Regions from separate parts of the Homo sapiens genome. Here region 1 is linked to region 2. A link is an interaction called in ENCODE POLR2A ChIA-PET data of the cell type or tissue named here. Cell type or tissue: GM12878. All regions are shown on one strand. Each heading gives the region's core, and the rest is flanking DNA. Links, peaks and the distances in the headings are about the cores only. Region 1 holds the start of LINC02539 (long intergenic non-protein coding RNA 2539). Region 2 has its middle 8.5 kb from the start of LINC03004.

What was found. ChIA-PET counts read pairs that join two places held together with the same protein. Peaks named below come from ENCODE experiments on the same cell type or tissue, not always from the same donor. Only the 100,000 strongest peaks of a DNase experiment are listed, where the experiment ranks them.
Region 1: POLR2A ChIA-PET joins it to region 2 with 10 read pairs; 2 of 35 experiments call an interaction of 5 or more read pairs at or near these places.

Annotation. Positions count from the first base shown.
Region 1 is chr6:137,738,651-137,744,030 of GRCh38, forward strand. It overlaps LINC02539 (long intergenic non-protein coding RNA 2539), which reads right to left and starts at 387. Exons shown (of 2, transcript NR_121619.1): 1 at 59-387. RefSeq lists a silencer at 2,375-2,424. In GM12878, for the core only: no CTCF peak of the experiment used is centred there; no DNase peak of the experiment used is centred there.
Region 2 is chr6:137,654,468-137,659,847 of GRCh38, forward strand. No RefSeq gene overlaps it. Among named protein-coding and RNA genes, the nearest start is that of LINC03004, 8.5 kb to the right of the region's middle. In GM12878, for the core only: no CTCF peak of the experiment used is centred there; no DNase peak of the experiment used is centred there.

The DNA of each region.
Region 1 (5,380 bases), core at 217-5,216, 84 kb after region 2:
ATAATTCATTAATAATATCCATCAATATCTATGAATATAAGAAAACAGAGGCACTTACCCAAATGAGTAATTTTTTTAAAAGCCACCATCTACAATATCGTATTTCATTGAATCCTCACAAAAATTTTGTGATATATGGCTGAGACTTTAAACCCATTTTGGGATAAGAAACTGAGATCCAGAAGGGTTAGGGCACTTGCTTAACGGTACACCACTTGTTAGTAGCAGAGCTGGGATTTGCACCAGGGTTGTTCCAAATTCTAGTCCAGTTTCTTCCTAATATACTAGGCTGTTTAACTCAGATGATGGCCAGGCTTACTAAGACCATTATGCTCAAAAATTTTAAATAAATATAAGAATCTAGGTAACAGACAAGTTCTTCCTGTGCAGTTGGAAAAGTAACTTCGTCTTAGAAGCACTTATCCTTTTGAAAAGATGACCTTGTGAATTACGTCAATGTTGCGTCAATTGTGTAGGACTCATGGTCAGTAGGAGAGAAAACTGATATGTGAACAAACCTAGTCATGCTGGGCCTTCTCTATTTGTTTCCAGCTCTCCTTTCCATCCTTCCCACCTGCTCTGTGCTCTAGGAGGCTGACCTCTATTAAATGAATTCCTTCCTCACTCTCTGGGGTTTGCTTCAGCCATGGAATGTCTTTGCAGGGGCCAGCGAGTGGGAGAGGAGGTTGGGTTGGACTGTGTGCTTCCCCTCCCTGTTGCCTGCTGGTCCAAGAGTTGGCAGTCACTGCATTCTTCCCCAGAGACAGCAATTTGTCTTCACCTTCAGCTTGCTCCTGCTCTGTCCCCTGCCTCTCCCCCTCCCTTTTGCCCCAGTAGCTCCACACTCCCTTTACCCCTTCTGCCAAAGAAGAGCCTGAGACAAAGGCTTGGGTGCAGGTGATCTATTTGGGAACTCAGCTTAGAGAAGAGGAATGAGGGGCAAGAAGAGTGAACAACAGGGAGGTTCAAAGCCGACAAGGATGAATTACTGAGTTGGCCATTGCTGTTGTCAATGGGTGCTTCATTCCTCAGAATCTTCCGTGGAATCTTATGAAATACACCTCAGACAGTCTGCTAGGGAGGAAGACAAGGAATGTGCACCAGTTGCCTTCCGCCCCTCATTCTTTAAGAGAAGCGCAACCCCACTGATTCACCCACATTTCCAGGTTGCACATGCCAGAAGGCCAGGCAGGGTCCCATAGGCATAGGCATCCCAGCATCAGGGAGGGCCTAGGGCAGGACCTGAAGGCACCATGGAGCAGGCCATTGGCAGCAGCCCTGACGGTACAGCTCTGACAAGGGGAAGGGCAGCAGGATTGGGGAAAATGGAGCCCTGCCACTGTTACTGGGGAAGGCTTCACTGCCCCTAGTTTGCTTGACTTTTTACTTAACTCTGACACTCATGGAAACAGTTCCTTCTTTAAACTCTCCTCGAGTTCCCCATTCGATGGGATATCTATTTTGTGTTAAATCCTGCCTGCTTTACTAGCATTCTGTATCTTTTCAACTATTCCTTCAAGACTCTTCCTCTCTTTTCCTCATTATTCTCTATCCCCAAACAATAACACCTCATGGTTTTATGCTTCCCTCTTTACCGGGTTGGGGAATGTCCCCGAGAATTCATGTTCTTTCCAGGATCTCAGAATGTTATCTTATTTGAAAATAGAGTTATTGCAGATGCAACTAGTTAAGATGAGGTCATCTTGGAGTAGGATGAGCCTTTAATAAAATACAACCAGTGTCCTTATAAGAAGAGAAGACACACAGAGACAGAGACACACATGGAAAACAGCTGGTGAAGACAAAGGCAGAGACTGGAGAGCGGCCTCTACAATCCAAGGAAAACCAAAGATTGCCAGCAATTCCCAGAAGCAACTCCCAGAGGCTAGAACAAAGGCATAGAACAGACTCTTTCAAAATGTCCAGAAGGAACCAACCCTCCTACATCTTGATTTCAGACTTCTGGCCTCTAGAACTATGAAAGAATAAATGTCTGTTGTTTTAAGCCACCCAGTTTGCGGTCATTTGTTATGACAGCTCTGGGAACCACGTACACCTCCCCATCAAGGCCCTCCTTCCAAGTCTCACGGGAGCCTGACAAAGACCCATGTTTCATTTTCTCTCAGTCCATCAAAACTTATCTGTCGTGGGTTTATCCTTCAGAGTCACAGCCTTTGCCAGGTGACAGTGGGTGAATAGACTGTCCTTGCTAATGCTTTAAGCAGCTAACTTGATGACTAGCAACACAATATACCTCTTTTCCTTCCAAAAACTGAACTCTAAGAAAACAACAATGACAATGTATCTCTTCCAGTTAAACTCTGCTTAAGGAGGCTCTTTAAGAACGCTTAATGCCCAGGTAATGGAGAGTGATTTGGGCAGCTCCTCAGAGCACACCCTGCAGGCCACCTGCTGTCCTTACATTCTTAGCTTGAATGAGGGGCTCAGCCAGGGTGGAGTCGTGCTGGAAATCTAAATGCCTGTCCACCTGTTAGATATCCCAGCAGGAACTACACGGGAACCAGGACTGCTGCAATGCAACCCATGGAGAGATGAAATCCCAGATCAGCTAGCCCGGTGGGGAAACAGAAACCACACTGGACGGGAACTGTTTTCCCGTAAGTGCAATCACCTCTTGCTAGGCACTTGTTGATCATTCCCCACCTTTGTTTCTCCCTCACCTTCCTTTGAACCGCTTTTTGCCACAGATTCACTCTACCCAAGGAAAAAAAGTCAAGAGCAAAAATATGCAGCTTGTTTCTTTGGGGTTTTTTCCTTTAATATGGTTCTCTAGATGATGTACTTTATCAGGCTAACATGAGGCTTTACATGCTATGGGTGTTTTGTTTGTTTCTTATTATCGTCTGCAAATGGCAGAGAGTGGAGCTGACCTTTAGCACCTCCCTGCTAGACTGCTCTGCCACCACCAAGCATGGACTTTGGAGATGAGCATGCCCAGGCTGACTCTAGCTCTCCTACTAACTGATGACCCAGAGCAAGTGAATGAGCGTCTCAAAGCCTGTCTTCTCACCCAAGAACTGGGAATAAGAATGCCTCATCATAGTTGAGTGTGAGGCTTAAACACATGACTGTACTTACGGCCCCATGCAGAGTGGCAGGTATATAGTAAAAGTTAAGATCCCTTCTCAGAATGACTTCTTACTTAAGTTCTATTTTAAATCTCACTTTGCCTGGTCATCTTAACTCCAAGGTGTCTCAGCCTGTTTGGGCACTAATTGTGCATCAACCATTTATATACTTTTTAAATTGATTTTCTGTTTTGTCTCCCAAATTTAAGCTGGGACCACAGGTATACACCACCATGCCTGGCTATTTTTTTGCTTTTTTTTTTTTTTTTGGAGAGATGTTGTTTCACCATGTTGCCCAGACTGGTCTCAAACTCCTGGGCTCAAGCAATCCACCTGGCCTCTCTATGTGCTGGGATTACAGATGTGAGCCACTGTGCCCAGACTGAAAAATATTAATAGTAACATTCATGAGCCCATTCTGTGTGTCAGACACCATGCTAAGCACTTCACTTACCTAACCCTGACAACAACAAACTGAGTTAGGATATTAACCTCATTTTAGGAACCTAAAGGGTAAACCTTACTTTAGACAACTAGTGAGTGGCAGAACCAGAATTCACAAGAATGTCTGTCTCAATTCTAGCATCAGCTCTCTTAAACAGATGATGTCAGGCACATAGTAGGAACTCTAAAGTAATCAAAAAAAAAAAAAAAAGGCTGGACACAGTGGCTCACGCCTGTAATCCCAACACTTTGGGATTACGAGGCAGGCAGATCACCTGAGGTCAGGAGTTCGAGACCAGCCAGGCCAACATGGTGAAACCCCATCTCTACTAAAAATACAAAAAAAAAAAAAATTTGCTGGGTGTGGTGGTTCGCACCTATAATCCCAGCTACTTGGGAGGCTGAAGCAGGAAAATTGCTTGAACCCAGGAGGTGGAGGTTGCAGTGAGCCAAGATAGCGCAACTGCACTCATGCCTGGGTCTCAAAAAAAAAAAAAAAGAAAAAGAGGGTGAGGGGGTGTCTCGCTATGTTGCCCAGGCTGGTCTTGAACTCCTGGTCTCAAGTGATTCTCCTGCCTCGGCCTCCCAAAATGCTGGGAGTATAGGCATGAGCCACCATGCCTGGCCAGAACTTTATAGTAATCTTTAAAAATTATAAACAGATCCTGATCTATCAGATACCAAAGAAGACATAAATATGCACTTAATGACAAAGCTTATTTGAAAAAGACATGTATCAAAATCAAACGTATTCCATGATTATTTTTTAAATGTATTATTCTTTTTCTTTTTTCTATTAAATTCTCTCCAGTTAGGCTTATCCCTGCCCTTCCACTGAAATCGAACTTATTAAAATTATTCAAGACCACCATAGTACTAATTCAGTGGTCACTTCGCAGTGAGTCCTCTTCTTTTTCTTGGTCTCTCTGCAGAGCCAGATGTGGGCATTCAAGCCTTCTTTGAACTTTCTTCACTTTACTTCCAGAACACCATGGTCTCCTGGGTTTCCTCCTATCTCACCAGACAGCTCCTTTGCTGGCTCCTCTTCTCCTAGGCCTGTTATAGTTGATGTGTCCCTGGATGCAACCCTTGGCCTCTTCTGTATCTACACTCACCCACTGAATGATCTCATCCAGTCTGTTCTGCTCTCATATAACATAGTGTTTGTAAAAAAAAAAAAAAAAAAAAAAAAAACTCTGTGCCATGCAAAATACACACGGTAACAACCAAAGGTCTTATGCAAAAAATGTGATTGGGGCACAACACTTAAAAATGTCAGCAACTGGCCGGGCATGGTGGCTCCCACCTGTAATCCCAGCACTTTGGGAAGCCGGGGCAGGCAAATCACTTGAGCTCAGAAGTTCAAGACCAGCCTGGGCAACATGGTGAAATCCTGAATCTATTAAAAAAAAAATGCAGAAAATTAGCCGGGTGTGGTGGCATGCCCCTGGAGTCCCAACTACTCAGGAGGCTGAGGTGGCAGAATCACCTGAGCCTGGGATGTCGAAGCTACAGTGAGCTGTGACTGAGTCACTGCACTCCAGCCTGGGTGAAGGAGAGAGATCTTATCTCAAAATTAAAAAAAAGAAAGAAAGAAAGGAGATAACCTGATAAAAAGAATGGCACAGTTTCATACATATTAAATGGTTAAAAAATGAATAAATACTACAGTAAATCTCATAGTCTACCTTGACAAAGACCGGAAATTTGCTTGGGAAGGATTGCAGCTTATGAGTTAGTGTAAAGTGGTGGAAGGAAGGTTTTCTGAAATCAGTGGGGAAGTTACACCAACAGACATGAATAGGTGTAGCTCGTAACAGGGTGAACCGAGGTTAGCTGGTGGATGT
Region 2 (5,380 bases), core at 215-5,214:
GGCTTTTGCCTCTTTAAAATTTCTGAGTCATCATTTTGGCAAAATAAATAATTTATGGTGACCTGGAATACTGTTTTATAACATCAAGTGTTTTAAACCTCTAACAAATTTAACAGGCTTCCCAAAAATCAAACTTTGGTTCCGAAATTGTCTTTCCTGACTCCTGGCTTTTCAGATACTTCAGAGGGCCCCTGGAGTGTCCAGAAAAGAGAGGTAAACATGTTTAGGTACATGGGACTGCCAAAATGATGTTCAATATACTTTAGGTAATATTTTTGTGAGTAATGCTAGCATATGCTCAAAATTATATGGGATTTCTACAATTCTAATGTCTGAGTATATGCTATCAATCATAATTAAGGTTGGTATGTTAGGTTATTGTAAATCACAGAGATAACCAAACTTCTTTGTCAATTGTGTTTCTAACTGTAACTACCCTGGACATTTTGTTATTCACAGACAATGGTTGTCTTGTTTTAATGCTTTTCAAAAGATGGTTTATACTGAGCTATAGAACTTTGACAGGTCCTCTCAAATACAGGTTTCTGATAACTTTGGAGATTGTAACATTGGAATAAAGGAAAAATGTACATGACTCATGAAGAGCTGAAGTGTTCATGAATATCAAGCAAAACTAGAACTAATGGACTGAACTCAAAACTGAAACAATCTTTTTAACTTTTGTTGGAATATTGCTGATCCCCGTTTTGTTTTTCAGGGTTAAGAAAACTTATTTTGAAGTATTTACAGCCTTTAATAACTGAGTAAGCTATACTCCTGTGAACAAAATTTGGAGCCTATTTGTCTCTCTCTCTCTCTGCCTGGTTCCTCTAGAATTTGGAAACTATCTGTGAGTATTCTTAACTTATGGCAATATAGTTGTTTGCATCAGTGCAGTAAGAATCCATTTTTCTTTTGCAACAGGATGCAAGTGGAGAAACCAGTTGTTTTACCAAGGGTTTGATTATAAGGGTATGCTTCTCTTTGAGGAGTCAAGCTTGACTTGCAGAGCTGATAAAACCCCGCAGGAAAAACTGTCCTCATACCCTTGTCTACGCAGTCCCTGTACAGGGTTCCTGACCTGTGATCAGTAAAGAATGTCACTTTCTAACTGGCCAAGGATCTCCAAGTTTATCTTGGGACCTTAAGAGGAATGGATCACCCAACTCACAGTTATTTGTGGATATAAAACCATGGTTGGGCTTGGCTTTAAAAGATATCATCTGAGATTCCTTGTGGAACAGAATTCCATCAAAGCCAATCTAAAAGGTCTATGTAGAAATAGTTATTCTTGCTGCAATTTATGCAAATAATCAGGCCATATATAAAACTAAAGTCTATTTTTGCAAACAACTCAGTCCTATCAGACACAGTGCAGGTGAGCATGGCTAATTCCTGCCGATTAAGCCAAGCCTTCCATTTCATGGATAAGGATCATGCTAGTATCCATGGTATAAATGGGGTCTAGTGAATTCCAAGGCTGCTGATGTAGGGGAAAAAGAGACATAGATAAAAGCAGATAATTCCTATTCTCTAGGCCTTCCCTTCTTCATGAGTGTAAGCTGCTTTGGCACCAATGGGCAGCACCTGCCAAGGTTGCTGGGACTTGGGGATGCAAGGATGGAGGAGGGAAAGAGGATGTTCTTCTTTTTCTCCCTCATGTATCCTGGTATTTGCTAGGAAAAGAAGGGAACCAGGGACACCTGTTCTGCTCTTTCTAGGTGGGTAGCCATTCATCTTCAGTCTGTATCCCTTTCAAATGCATCTTGAATCCGTGGGACTCCTTTGGAAAAAAATGCTTTCTTCTTTCCTTTTTCCTCCTCTGTCCTCTCCTCATTGATGGGTAATTGTGTCTCTGTACTATGGGACACTCCCCTCAAATGCATTCTCCAAACTGGGGAAAGTTAATTTCCCAAACCTCAAACTGGTTGGCTTAGGACAGGGCTCAGGTGAAGGGAACCCAGAAGCCCAACATGCTGGCAAAAGGGTAAAGTTTTTTTCACCAGTTGGGCTTTTGGCCTCCCGCTCCCTGTGCAAACTGGTAAAAGGCCTCAGAATTTTTAAGTTGTCCTTAACCCGCCCCCCGGCCCCGGCCTTGTTTTATTTTGATACATATTTTCTAATAATCCAGTTTTTCTCTTCTCCCCTTCAGTCCATCAAACTCCAAATGGTCATGCAACTGGAGCCTTGGACAATGGCCCATTCTGCCAGGCTCCCTTAGATAGGCCTCTGAGGGAGCTCTGATGGCCATTTTCCCCAAAACAATGTCCCTTGTCAGTAGAAAGCAGTTAAGATTGGTCTTTGATCTTATCCTTCTTTTAAAGGCAGTTAGATGTACTTCTTCAGAGGGGGAATGAGACAGCCAAATAGGAGAGGGACCCAGAAAAACTCCAACCGGTCTGCACACTGGGAGGAGTGCGCACTGGCATGGAGCTTCAGGAAGTTCACGCTGTTTGCAAGAGGGGAGCCTGGCCTCTCCTCATCCGGTGTGGCAACCTGGGTATTCAATCTGAGATGGGGCCTGTTAACAGGAACCTCTCTCTCTTTGCTGAGTTTTTTTCCTTTCCACCAAAAAAACCCTGCCCTCCTCAAATTGTCTGCAAGCCTAATTTTTTGTGTTCATGTGACAAGGACCCTGTCTTTAGCTGAACTAAGGAAAAATTCCTACAACAGCGCCATCCCCAAATTCCTGGGTTTGGCTGGTGATAAGAGGACATCAGAAAGGACATCAGAAACATAAGTGATAGCAATATAACTTTCTGGAATAAAACACTTTCCAGTACAATAAGTAGGCTTTCCCAAGTCTTTGTTATACCACAGTGGCCTATAAGGTTTCTTGTTGTTGCCCTCAGCTCCTGGAAGAACAGAATCATTCTTGTCAGCTTTGCTTGTAATTCTTTCTCATTATGTCAGTTAGAAAGACAGGTGCTGTTTTAGTCAGTTGCTGGATGTGGCTGGATGTGGCTGAGAATCAGCTGAGATGGTTGCAAAGAGCCCTCAACTCAAAAATATATGCAGGTGACTCATGACCCTGGTCACTCTCTAGCTTCTGGAAGAATTTGGTGGATCTGTTTCTTTGCATGTAAAACAAAGAAAAATGATACTTGCATACTTCTCTGAACTTTCTCAGAAAGTTCTGAGAAAAGTGACTTCATAGTAAGATATTTTGAATTTGGTATGGAGGTGGTCCACCTGTTCATAAAAGAAGAAAGATTGTACAGATAACACATTTCGTCTTGATGTTGGAATTTCTATCTGACTCATTATTTAGCTTTGTATTCATAGTTTTGGTTCAAATGTTTACTTAGCATGCAATTATGAGCTTAAGGTGTCAGGAAGGCTACCACCCAGAATAAGCTAAGACTTGAAAAGGATACAAAACTCAATATTAGGAAAATGTGAAGGGAAATTACAATGGGGGTTTTAAGTTTTATTTGAGCAAGAAGAACAAGGAAGCAATTTGCCTACTGCCTGGAGCAAGTGAGGTAATGTTGACAGATATCAGACAGAAAGCAGATCATCCCCAGTTCAGTATTTTCTGTAGAGAAGGCTGTTCAGAGAGAGAAAGGTAAGTCAATGGAAATCCAAGATTTGTTGGGAATTTTTGGAAAATATAACACTAATCAAATGGAGCCTATCAAATGTAGTCAGTTCTCTGTGGCTCAGGCACATTAGAGTGAAAACAGAGAGAAGTGGTTTCTTAACTGCCAAAAATGATCTTTTAGTAGCACATAGAGCAAGGGAGATACTCAAAAAAGAAAAAAAGTAGCACATAACATATTGATTTGGACTCTGCAGACTATAGATCAGCAAGACTGATATTGGTATTAGATAAAATTCTAGGGAAATGTATTAAAAGGATGGTCTGTGATGTAATGACATGGTGACCCTGGGGAGACATAATGATTTCTGGGAGGGAGCATCTGGTTCATTAGAGCACGTGCATCTGGACAGTGCTCATTGCCTTGACTGATGGGTTTACTGGAGAAGTAACAGCAGTGAATAGAGATTTAGCATGGCATTGACCTAGAGTCCCATGACATCCTTGCAGACAGTGGGGAAAATATGCCTATGTTGATGGGTATGAGTTGCTTGCACTGATGTAGCTCTAACATGCAGGTTAAAGGATCCTGGTTGGAGGTCTCTCATGGTCAGACTCAGCACTGAGACTCCCTCCTGTTCCACATTTTCACAGCTAACTGAAGGGGATTTATATGGTACAGAGATCACATCTGTGGGTGCTGATGAAAAGCTGACATTTGCGGTAGGAAGGAGGCTATACATATAGAAAAAATTTTACACCAGTGTGACAGAATTAGAATCCTCAAAGGGCTTTTACAGACTAGCGTGACGGACCCAATCTAATCTGTTGTCTAGGTCTCAGTTTTCTCAGCTGTGAAATGGGGGATCGTGAGATTATCATTCCCATAGGATTGCTGTGGAGATTCAATAAAATAATGGATTAAATGACAATGCATTTAGCCCCACACATAGGCCATGTTTAGCGCTCAGCTATTATTTTCTTTGATACAACTACTAATATAGTTACAGGCAATAAGTAAAACCAAACAAAAGGAAAAACCAAAAAACTCCAGACTTAGAGTCAAAGATCAGCTTCACATATACAAAACCAGGAAGGTGTAACTTAATGGAAATTCATGGGACAAATATCTAAGTGTTTGGACTGACCTTAAGCTCCATGTGAGCCAGAGTGTATCTAACTGTCACTAACATTGCATGTGTGACTTGGATTGCCTACCAGAATTTGTGTCTAGAACAAGAAAAGTAGCAATTTCATTTGCCTATTTGAAGCTCTTTCCAAGGGACCTCTCACCAGAGGGTCCAAGTCCAGAGCTGGGCCACTAACCTTCAGGGAGTCTCATCCCTGGCTGCAAATTAGAATCACCTGGGGAGCTTAGATGACTACCAATGTCTCTGAGCCCTAACCCAAAACAACTAAATCAGAACCCTAGCCACTGCTTTAAATTAAATATTGACCATTAGGAGCTTTTCCTTTAGAAATGTATCCAGGACAGTGATGGGATTTGAAACTCAGCTATCTAAAAAGTGATTATGCAAATATCCAGGATTTATTTAAGAAAGGTGGATGTGTGCCATTAAACAACTGAAGGGCTGAGATGTAGAAGCTAAGATTTACTTTTCCTGTTTTGAAAGGGCAGAACTTGGACACTGCATGAATTAAAGGAAAATAGATAGGTATTAATTTAAAAATAATATTCCAAACTACTAAATTTGCTAGAAAATTAAACGAGTTGTTTTGAGAAATAATTAAATTCCTATGATTGCTGGTGTTCAATGTTTTCCTGACTACTTTCCAGGTATGTTATAGAAGGAAATTGTATGCATAAAAGGAGGCCTT